Linked DNA regions of Homo sapiens: regions 1 and 3 are each linked to region 2. Evidence: chromatin contacts called from ENCODE Hi-C or POLR2A ChIA-PET data. All regions are on one chromosome and are shown on one strand. The core of a region is the stretch at or near the end of the contact, and the rest is flanking DNA. Distances in the headings are between cores, read along the strand shown. Region 1 has its middle 14 kb from the start of OR5K2. Region 2 has its middle 17 kb from the start of OR5K1. Region 3 holds the start of OR5K3 (olfactory receptor family 5 subfamily K member 3).

Evidence for each region. Hi-C counts contacts between places; a loop is a spot of excess contacts on that map. ChIA-PET counts read pairs that join two places held with the same protein, here RNA polymerase II (POLR2A). Pooled maps may share reads with other maps.
Region 1: a loop to region 2 is called in a map of mammary epithelial cell, with 6 times the contacts of the local background. The contact joins two enhancer-like sites. A Hi-C loop is called at or near these places in 1 of 168 maps with a recorded cell type or tissue (mammary epithelial cell), 1 of 37 single-sample maps with no recorded cell type and 1 of 50 pooled maps. POLR2A ChIA-PET finds 5 or more read pairs at or near these places in 1 of 52 experiments (Caco-2).
Region 3: a map of prostate gland shows a loop between it and region 2 (3-fold over the local background). The contact joins the promoter of OR5K3 here to the enhancer-like site in region 2. A Hi-C loop is called at or near these places in 2 of 168 maps with a recorded cell type or tissue (endothelial cell of hepatic sinusoid and prostate gland), 1 of 37 single-sample maps with no recorded cell type and 1 of 50 pooled maps. POLR2A ChIA-PET finds 5 or more read pairs at or near these places in 2 of 52 experiments (activated B cell and activated T-cell).

What each region holds. Positions count from the first base shown.
Region 1 is chr3:98,482,148-98,485,701 of GRCh38, reverse strand. No RefSeq gene overlaps it. Among named protein-coding and RNA genes, the nearest start is that of OR5K2, 14 kb to the left of the region's middle. Within about 2 kb of position 1,826, at least 3 of the 41 ENCODE cell types and tissues checked have a DNase peak (open chromatin) inside an H3K27ac peak, as active enhancers do.
Region 2 is chr3:98,444,446-98,447,930 of GRCh38, reverse strand. No RefSeq gene overlaps it. Among named protein-coding and RNA genes, the nearest start is that of OR5K1, 17 kb to the left of the region's middle. RefSeq lists enhancers at 1,873-2,012, 1,291-2,490. Within about 2 kb of position 1,875, at least 3 of the 41 ENCODE cell types and tissues checked have a DNase peak (open chromatin) inside an H3K27ac peak, as active enhancers do.
Region 3 is chr3:98,389,186-98,392,577 of GRCh38, reverse strand. OR5K3 (olfactory receptor family 5 subfamily K member 3) reads right to left here and starts at 1,912. Exons shown (of 1, transcript NM_001005516.1): 1 at 947-1,912. The coding sequence starts at 1,912. The coding sequence ends at 947.

The DNA of each region.
Region 1 (3,554 bases), core at 577-3,076, 38 kb before region 2:
AGGAAAAGAGCAGCAGAAACCAGAAGCTTAGCGTAAGATAAATTTTGAAGAAATAAAAATGACTGATCTTTGCTACTACCTAGGAAACTACAAAGTTCTTGGTTAGGCAGAGCCAACATGGAAAGATTCAGGTATAAGTTGCAGGCTGTATGTTTAATGTTTAATAGAATGAATAATTAGTAAATGTTTCTTTAAGAAATATTAAAAAACAAATTGTCATTATAGAGTCTTAAGGTTTTTATAATTATTTTAAAAATTACCTTTAAAATTCAGTTTTCTGAAGTTTTGAAAGTGGGTTATTCATTAACTACCAAGGACCAAGGAGGATGAATACATTTTGATAGTATCGGGACAATATAAATGTTTGTAGGAAAATGTAACCTCTTCTACTTGTGACTCAAGAGCTACAGAAAATGGAACTAAGTTATGAATATATGTATTATGTATATGCACATGAGATATCTTTTGAATACAGGTAGTTAATTTATTGTATATTTTTGTTGTTTTTGTATCACCCCATACATTTTTTCTTGCTATAATTTAGTACGTATCTTTTGAAGAAAGGAATAAGTTCAGCCCACTAACAAGGCTATTCCCTTTGAAAAAGAAATAGAAAATTATATTTTCAAATAGTTAAAATTTTATTATTTATTTTAAATTTTATTTAAATAAACACATTTATGAGATTTCAAATGATAGAAGTAATTCATCATAATATCAGTTTTAAATCTTTGAAAGACAGGCAAGACTGACACATCAAAAGGTAGAATAAGGTCTTTTATTTGCTCTGATACAGAAACAATTTCCTAGTATTACATATAACTTTTTTCTCCTCCTGTACATAATCTTAATACAGTCCCATCTTAATATATTACAATTACTACCTGAGAGTTATATTAAACTGAAAAATTAATATTTCAACAGTTAGTATGACTCTAGAGTTGAATGGGCTATAGCTATTACATTCTACTTCTCAAATGTTTAATCAGCATCACTTATGACCCAACATTTAAAATTGTGTTAGCTGGGCATGGTGGCTCGCACCTGTAATCCCAGCACTTTGGGAGGCTGATGCAGGTGGATCACTTGAGGTCAGGAGTTTGAGACCAGCCTGGCAAAAATGGTGAAACCTTGTCTCTCCTAAAAATACAAAAATTAGTCTGGTGTGGTGGCAGGCCCTTGTAATCCCAGCTACTTGGGAGGCTGAGGCAGGATAATTATTTGAACCCAGGAGGCAGAGTTTGCAGTGAGCCAAGATCACACCACTGTACTCCAGCCTGGGCAATGGAGTGAGACTCAGTCTCAAAATAAATAAATAAATAATAAAATAAAATTAAATTAAATGTTGAAATAGGCTTGCTGATAAAGCATACTTGTACAAATAAACAGGGCCAACTCTAGAGCACTTTTCCTGAGCTGGAAATGTGTAGGAATTGAAGACTAATATGATCTGAAGGGGCATGATCTGTGGAAGGGAGATATATGGTGTCCCCAGAGATGAATGTATAAAATAAATATTCTCGAGTCTACCAAACTTTGGATACTCAGTTAGTTGGCAATTCATCCTGGATGACAGGAAATGGCATATTAAGATTTAGGTAATACCTCAATAATTAAAATGTAAAAAGAAAGTGTTAGCAACATTAAACATTTCTACAAATTAGTTTTTCTTTTTTGAAAATAATGGCAGACAGGAGGCAGGACTAACTTGCAGCTCCCTCTCTGATGGACAGAACAGCATATGGAGACTCACATAGTGAGTCCAAGAACTCCAAGAACTAGCACAGGAACATACGAGGAAAACTGAAAGAATCCACAGACCTTTTGAAAGAAGTAGCTTGCTGATGCAAACTTTGTGAAACAGCTGAAAAAGTGTGAGTGCCCAAAGTGTGAGTGGGGAAGGTCCACCTCCTAACACACATCCTCACATCCTCACCGGGGAACCTGAAAACCCAGATCATGGGAGAAGAATTTAACCTTACCTAGAGCTGAAAAGAATTTAGAGAGCTGAACAAAATATAAAAGTAGAAGAAGTACTGAAAAAGCCCTGTAGGTATTCCTGGTTCGCAGGGAAGCCATTTCTGACTTTATCTCACTGAAGTCACTGGGTAGGACTGCCAGTGGAATTGGGGAAGGACAGGTAGAAGAAAACTTTCAGCTGAACTTTGTAATAATTTTGACCAAGTGCAAATTTTCCTGGGCAGAATCCTGGGTGGAGGGAATGGGAAGTACAGACAGGAGCACAGAAGCTGTGGCAGGTAAGGAGGGGTGGGGCCTGAAAGCCCTGCTTGCTTTCTCAGCTAGAAAACATGCAGCCTGGGGCAATATCCCAGCACTGTTCGTTGGCTGCCTGGATATAAACTAGGTGCTATTGGTGGGGTATGGTGGGATTGAGACTGTCCTTGCTGGCTGCATAGGAGACGAGTGAGGCTTGTCATTGCCAGCTTTCTCCACTTCCCTGAGAACCTGTATGATGCAACAGAGGCAGACATTATGCCCCTGGGAACATAGGTCCATTGGCCTGAGAACCACACCCCCATCACCCACAGCAGCTGCAGCAAGTCCCACACAAAGAGAGTCTGAGCTCAGACACCACTAACCTGCCCCTACTTGATGGTCTTTCTCTACCCACTCTGATAGCCAAAGAAAAAAGATACTATCTTTTGGAAGCTCTGTGGCCCTGCCCATCACTTGAGAAACCCAAATATTTATCCAAGTGACATTAGAGCAAGCTTGTATCTCCCCTATACTACTGCAGTTGATGCTGTCTTGAAACTGCCATCTCCTGGCTGGAGGCCAACACACTCAAGTGATTATATCAACTCATAAAAGAAAAGTCCTGCTCCAGGAAATGAGAAAACAACAGCTAATTCCACCACCGAAACATCCTGGCTAACCAGAGGTCCTGAGTCTGTCCAGGTACAACTTCACTGCTAGCACAACCAACATTCAAGAAAATCAGCACACTAAAAACTACAACCATGGACCCTCAAAGAGTCTACTTCATATCCCTGCTACCACCACTGGCCCAGGTGCTGGTATCCACAGCTGAGAGACTTGAAGATGGATCACATGACAGGACTCCTTGCAGACACTCTTCAGTACCAGCCCAGAGCTCAGTAGCGCTGCTGGGTGGCTAGACCCAGAAAAGCAGTGACATCCACTGCAGTCAGAATCTCAGGAAGCCCCATTCCTAAGGGAAGGGGGAGAGCACACATCAAGGGATCACCCTGTGGGACAAAAGAATCTGAATATCAGCTCTTGAGCCCCAGATCTTTCATTTGATATAGTCTACTCAGATAAGAAGAAACCAGAAAAACAATTCTGGTAATATGACAAAGCAAGGTTCTTTAGCACCCCCAAAAGATCACACTAGCTCACCAGCAATGGATCCAAACCCAGAAGAAATCTCTGAATTGCCAGAAAAAGAATTCAGAAGGTCGATTATTAAGCTATTCAAGGAGGCACCAGAGTAAGGTGAAAACCAACTTAAAGAAATGAAAAAATAACACAGGATATGGATGAAAAATCTCCAGAGATATAGGTAGCATAAA
Region 2 (3,485 bases), core at 626-3,125:
TTATTCAACCCTTACTTACTCAACTGTCATGTTATCTCTTTGAAAGTGAAACTTTGGGGTTTTGTTGTGGGAGTTTTATTAAATGAGATTTGTAAAAATCTTAAGTTCTCTGTAAGAGGAGCCATTATGGTTGTTACTGAGTGCTTTTGTAGTTGAAAGCCCTCACAACATTATATAAGAGAAGAAGAGCAAGGAATAGTTATTGACTAAATTATTACAGTGTGATGGTGCTAAAAGGAATTCAGGCCAAAACCAATTCAAGGTCCTTCACTAAAGGGGCTATACCATTTTAACGCTGAAGAGTGTAGAGATACTTTACGAAATAAACATTTGATATAGATTACGTTGGAGACAGGGCACTAGGGTGATTTGTCTGAGGTTAGATTGTTGTAGGGTTTTTTTTTAAAATAAAATAAATTATTTTAAAAAAATCAGCTTTCTGGAGAGATTTTCTAGGGTTCTCTGTTTCATATAATAAAAATGTGATCCTCAAAGAGTAAACTTCAGCTCTGCTGGCTAATGATGTCTCTGGCCCAAAGGGATGACTCAATTCAAATGCTCTTCTCATTCTGTCTCACTAATGTATCTTTACCAGAAATCCCTGTCTAGTTCCTAATTACATCCATTGTGCATTGCTTACAAATGAAACACAACCTCCTTACAGTTATGGAACTTGTCCAATTTCCAATCTCTGAGGGGCCAAACTTTTAATAAAGTCTCCAGTGAGGACATTCAGGTTTACTAAAACTTTCACTGAATATTATTAATTTAGGCAAATCTCCCCAGCTAACCAGTTAAAGTTAAAATTAACCAAGTCATACACAGATTTAATAATTCTCAGTGAGCTTAATTTCTTTTCCAAGAGCAGTACCCAAGAAAATCTTCAATTTTTTTTCTAGTCTGGAGTAAAAATAAAAAACAAAAACAGAAAGAAGCACCTATAAACTGGGCTGTTTAATGTATTTTGGTACTCTGTATTAGAATCTTTTATTTATATTTATATCGATATAAAATAGCAATATCAATATATTATATTAATATACAAATATAAATATAAAGTTATTTATATTCATAAACTTGATGGTGATGATAACATCCAACCCTGAGGTGAAAGACTGAAAAGGGATTTCCATGTGATATTGTTTTTGGAAGAAGCCATAGTTTTTCTTTTCTTTTTTTTTGTTTTCTTATTTATTTGTTTTTTTATTTATTTGTTTTTACTTTGCTTCCAATTAGCAGGAATGGATTCTCTCTGACTCAACTCTTTAATTACCAAGGCATTTTCAGCCATCATACCCTGAGTTTACAGCTGAGGCTTTATGTATTTTTAAAAATTAAGATATAATACACTTGGGATATAGTATAAAAATCTTCTGTGTATCGATGAATTGTTATTTATCCACCTGTGTAATATAATCACCTTAGTTGTTGATATCCTCTAATGTACAGCACTTTTCTTCATTTTATATATCCTTTTCTTCTGCCTCACCTTCTTTTCCATTTTCCCTCTTCCCATCTCTATGTTTATCCCTACTACCTCCCATTTCTCCACCTTCTCTACATCCCTCTCTACTTACAGCTGCTCTCCACTTCTATTCTCCCTTTTGTTCTCCTACCTAGTCTCACTTCCTCTTGTGTAGGTGTATCTGGAAGTTCCTGTGCTGGTTATAACCTGTTGCTTGATTTTATTACTCACCGCTGTAGAGTCTTGCTGAAGCTCTAATTGAGCCCAGGATCAAAGCACATCTATAGAGGATAAAGTGGGACGGCTATGATTGGCCATTTCGTACCCACGGTGTTTGGGAGAAACAGTCCAGCCCCTCTTTTAAGAAATGAGCAAGACACTGATTCCATCACATTGACTCAAGCTGGCTTTCAAACCAGAGGACTGGATGCTGAATCAAGCTGCCTGATCTGTCTGGACATGTCACTCTGACACTGGCATTCAAAACAGTAGGTGAAGGTAGCTTTACGGACAGAAGAAAGAAAGCCAGTATTTACCAGTTCCTTATGTATTTACATTTTTTCAAAATGAAAAGTTTTTATCATAAAATTGTAACTTTTATACACCATGCATAGGAAAAATGAAACAAAAGAAAACACAGCCAGAAATATATTAAAAAAAACTTAAAAATCTATGAAATATACACACTTGGTGGCTAACTAAAAATAAGTATTATTGACATTTTAATTGATATCTTTTCAGAATTATTTCTCCTATTGCTTTAGAAACTTGGAATCATATTGGAAAGAGTGTTTTAACTTAACATATTAGAGAAATCTGTCCTTATCAGCAAGCAAAAATTATATAATTAAGCATAATCAATATGTACCACTATTTTAAATTCATTCCCTTTTAATGGGTATGTGGCTTAATTCAATTTTTCTATTATAAATAAGCTACTAATTAATATCCATTAAATATATCCTGAATCTCTAGTCTAATAGAAATGAAATATTTGCATCAAAGGGTATGAACATTGTAAAGGCTTTTGATCTACTTTGCTCAAGTGCTCTCCAGAAAGATTGAGTTAATCTGGGAAAAGTCTCTGCTCTATTACACCACCAACAAACTGACTAACATCATCCTTTTTAGTTTTTGCCACACTGATATTTCTTCTTTTTCCTTGCTTCAGGAAATTAAAATAGATAGAACCCCAAAACTTGTTTGCCATTTGTATTTCTTCTTTGATAAATGTCTATTGATCTTTCCTTTTATTCAAATGTTTGCCTTTTTCATCATGATGTGTTAAGAGCCTCTTATACATCAAAGGTGTTAATATTTCCCTTTCTCCCATAAATGTCCTGAATATTTTTCTTATAATATTATTTGTCTAACTGTTTTTTTTGTTTGTTTGTTTGTTTGTTTTTACATATAGAAGTTTTAAAGTTTTACATTGTCACTGTATCAGGGTATACTCAGGAAAACGGAGCCCTTGCCAACGATTTAAATAGAGAAAATGCAATTCAGGAAATAATTACAAAGGGTGTGAAAAGTAAAAATTCAAACAAGGTAACCTGTGATAAGCTCCTACTGGAAGGACTGGTGTTAACAGAACTCAGAATTCTGTCCATAGGAGAGGTTATTCTGCAGAAGCTGGAATCTCTCTGGGGATACAGCTAAGTGCTAGAGACACTGCCTATAGCAGACAAAGAGTGAAGAAATATTGTGGCTTATATCCTCCACTCTCCAATTTCTTATTAGTGTCTGCCACTGGGAAAATCTAGCCAGAAGTCATTTGAAAGAAATTCTGGGAAATATAGCATACAAAGGCAATTTGATTGCGATACAAAACTGACCGGGGGAAGCCGAGAAATAGAAGGGGAAGCTGAGAAATAGATTGAGGGTAAACAGCGAGTGTTTAAGAGAATCATATACATTAATTATTTCTATTTATGACTTCTGGCTCTGGCATTAATAAAGTCCTCTTTTTCCCTAAGATTATTTCTTTGATTTGTATTTAATTTTGAGTCTTACATTTTTA
Region 3 (3,392 bases), core at 663-3,162, 55 kb after region 2:
GTGAATGACACAGAAACACACTTTTTATTTATTTCTATATATTTTTTGAGGCAGAGTCTCACTCTGACACCAAAGCTAGAGTGCAGTGGCCTGATCTCAGCTCACTGCAACATCCACCTCCAGGGTTCAAGCGATCCTCCTGCTTCAGTCTCCTAGGTAGTCGAGATTATAAGGATGCACCATGCCTGGCTAATTTTAAAAATATTTTTAGTAGAGATGGGGTTTCACTATGTTGGCCAGGCTAGTTTCAAACTCCTGACCTCAGGTGATCTACCTGCCTTGGCCTCTGGAAGTGCTAGGATTACAGGCATAAGCCCAGATTACTGTGCCAAGCCCAGAAATACATTTTTAAAATTATGGCATTATAGAAAGGGAAAAGCAATCAATACAGGTACTCTGTTTCATAGAACTTGAGAATGTAAAATGACTAATGACTAACACTAAATATGAAAATATTATTGATTAGAGAATACATATTCTGCATGAATAATTTTTCAAGCAATCTCTTGAAAGAACTCAAAAAAAGTTAGAATCAAATTCAGACAGACAATTTACTTCTCACAGATGATTCTGGTTAAAAAGGGACTAATGTTTGAGAACTTGGAATGTGCCTGAGTTCGTAAAATTATGCTTTAAGATTCCAGAAATTTGCCAACAATAGTAAATGCACACTACCGTTATATGTACTGACATTTATTCCTAGTATTTGTTGGATTTGCTGAAAATTGTAACTAATTACACTCTGACACAATCTGAGACTTCATGAATAATTTAGTTCACTTTTGATGAACACTAGTAGCTTAGATTTTGAAGTATATTTTACAGGAATTTCTCCTTTCTGAACATTTTGAACTCCTATATCATTATTTTTAAATAATTTAATATTTTATATTCAAAGTGGCCTTGTAAACTGCCTCACTATCCCTTGATTTAAAATAAAGTATTATCAAGTTGCCAGAGGGGATGACATTTGTTTCAGAATGTGACAAAATTTTCTCTTCTTCATAATTTTTTTCATAATATTTATTACTTCCTTATTTCTTAGGCTATAAATAAAAGGATTTAATAAAGGAATAACTAAAGTATAAAATATAGCAACAGGTATATCTTTATCCCCTTCATTAACTGCACCTGGTCGAGCATACATGAAGAGAAGGGAATCACAGAATATTGACACAGAGAGAAAGTGAGATGCACAAGTAGATAAAGCTTTGCCTCTTCCCTCCTTGGATTTCATTGTAAATATTGTGAAAAGGATGTAGAAATAAGAAACTAAGACTATAGTAAAGATTTGAATTGATCCTGCCAAGATAAATAACACCAATTCATTGATATAAGGGTTAATACAAGAAAGTCTATATAATGGAAGAACATCACAGAAAAAATGATTGATTTGATGAGACCCACAGAAAGTTAACCTCAACAGAAACTCTACTTCAATCATGGGATGCAGGTTGCCAGCTAGGTAGGCTCCTGCAGTCATCTGAATGCAGAGTGTCTTGGACATCATGGTGTGGTACTGCAGTGGGTTGCATATGGCCACATAGCAGTCATAGGCCATTGCCGCCAGAAGAAAGCAGTCTGTAGTTTCAGCAAGACAGAGAAAATAAAATTGTGCCATACATTCATACAGGGTAATCCTTTTGTCCTCAGAAAAGAAGTTCTCTAACATCTTGGGAGTAATAGCAGAGGAACAGCAGGAATCCATCAGAACTAGGTTGCCTAAAAATATGTACATTGGTGTGTGAAGACGTTGCTCTATATAAATCAATGCCACCAAACCAATGTTCCCCACCATGGTGATCAGATAGATGGCAAAGAACACCACAAACAGAACAGTCTTCAGCTTTGGATGATATGTAAATCCTGTGAGGATGAACTCAGCTATCAAGGAGTGATTCTCCTTATTCATCTCCACCTTGTCTGTTGAGAGATGAATGAGGGGTTATAATATTGTAATTGATTGTAATTGAGAGCATATTATTGTTCCTTCAATTTTTTTCCTTTTTACAACAAGTAGAGGAATTTCTTTGTCATATTTCCCCTGCTGTTTCTAAATACATCCTCACATACTTCTAGGGGACATTTGTTCTCCTAAAGTGTCAGTGTCTGTGACCTCAAGCTCTGACCCTTAGGATTCACAAGGATATTTTGATAATTCCAGGGAAGATGTTTAAAGTGGAAATGGTTCATCTTTATAAATTTATGCAAGGATAGCATAAAAAACTAGGGGACCCCTATCTGGTTCATTGTTCTCAAATAATTTCACTGTCAGTTTTGTATTGAAGATCCTCCTTAAAACAAATTTATAATATATATATATATGTCATATAATATAGAATATATATATTATATGGGGCTATATATATATATATACACACACACACACGCACACACATCTCTCTCCAAGAAAATAATTTCTATATATTCTTCCAGTAGATTGAATGTTTTAAAAAAGCATATAACAGATATGTTAAATTTATATCTTAGGAACTGTATGAAATTCACCAAGAACTGAGGAGGAAAATATTTATCTTTAAAGAAAATTATCTTGGAGATTTAAAGAAATAAACATCCGTAGATTATCACTTGTCTCATCCCTTTCCCCAGTGTCACACCCATTTCATAAACATTGACTCTATCCATTCTATTATTCCTGTTGATTTTCTCTTACATGCCTAAATCCTTCCTCCTTTTGATAAGGAATACTTTTTATATAATGCTACTTAAAGTTTTAACTAATTGCCCCAGTCCACACAGATTTCCATTTTCCGAACGGTAGATGCTCTCTTATATACTCCACACAATTCAGAATTTCTTGCCTATATATACATTGCTTTTTAAAAATGTCAGTCTATTCAATTTTCTTATATTGTAAGCATTTTGAGGTTAGTTGTGATTTATACTTCTGTGAAAAGAGCTGTAAAATACTATGGGGGAAAAGGCAGTATTAATTTCAGTATTAGCTCCACCCTGATGACCTGGAATGAGTAAAGTTGCTTTATGAATTCTACTAATGATCCTTAATGATTCTTTGGTTTCTGCAGACTATTAGCTTTAAAGGAAAGTCTACAAAGAAATATATAAAATCATTACATAAAATTTTAGGTGTCTTTCTTTTATCTAAATTGACTCTTTTCTACCATTTTTCTGTTTCTTCAGAAAATTATATAAGATTTTCTGAAGTATACTATAGCAGATTAAAAGCTACTAAGTAAAAGCAAGCTCACCTTTATACTATAGCCTTCTAACACTTAGGAAAAAGGAGAAAATCCTTTATATCTTAATAGGATTTTTGAAGTCAAATTTTGTTTTGCTTTAAAAGGCTATTTCCTTTCCCTGCATAGTGATTCATTAGGACATACTGACTGATAATTCAAATCATATAAGTT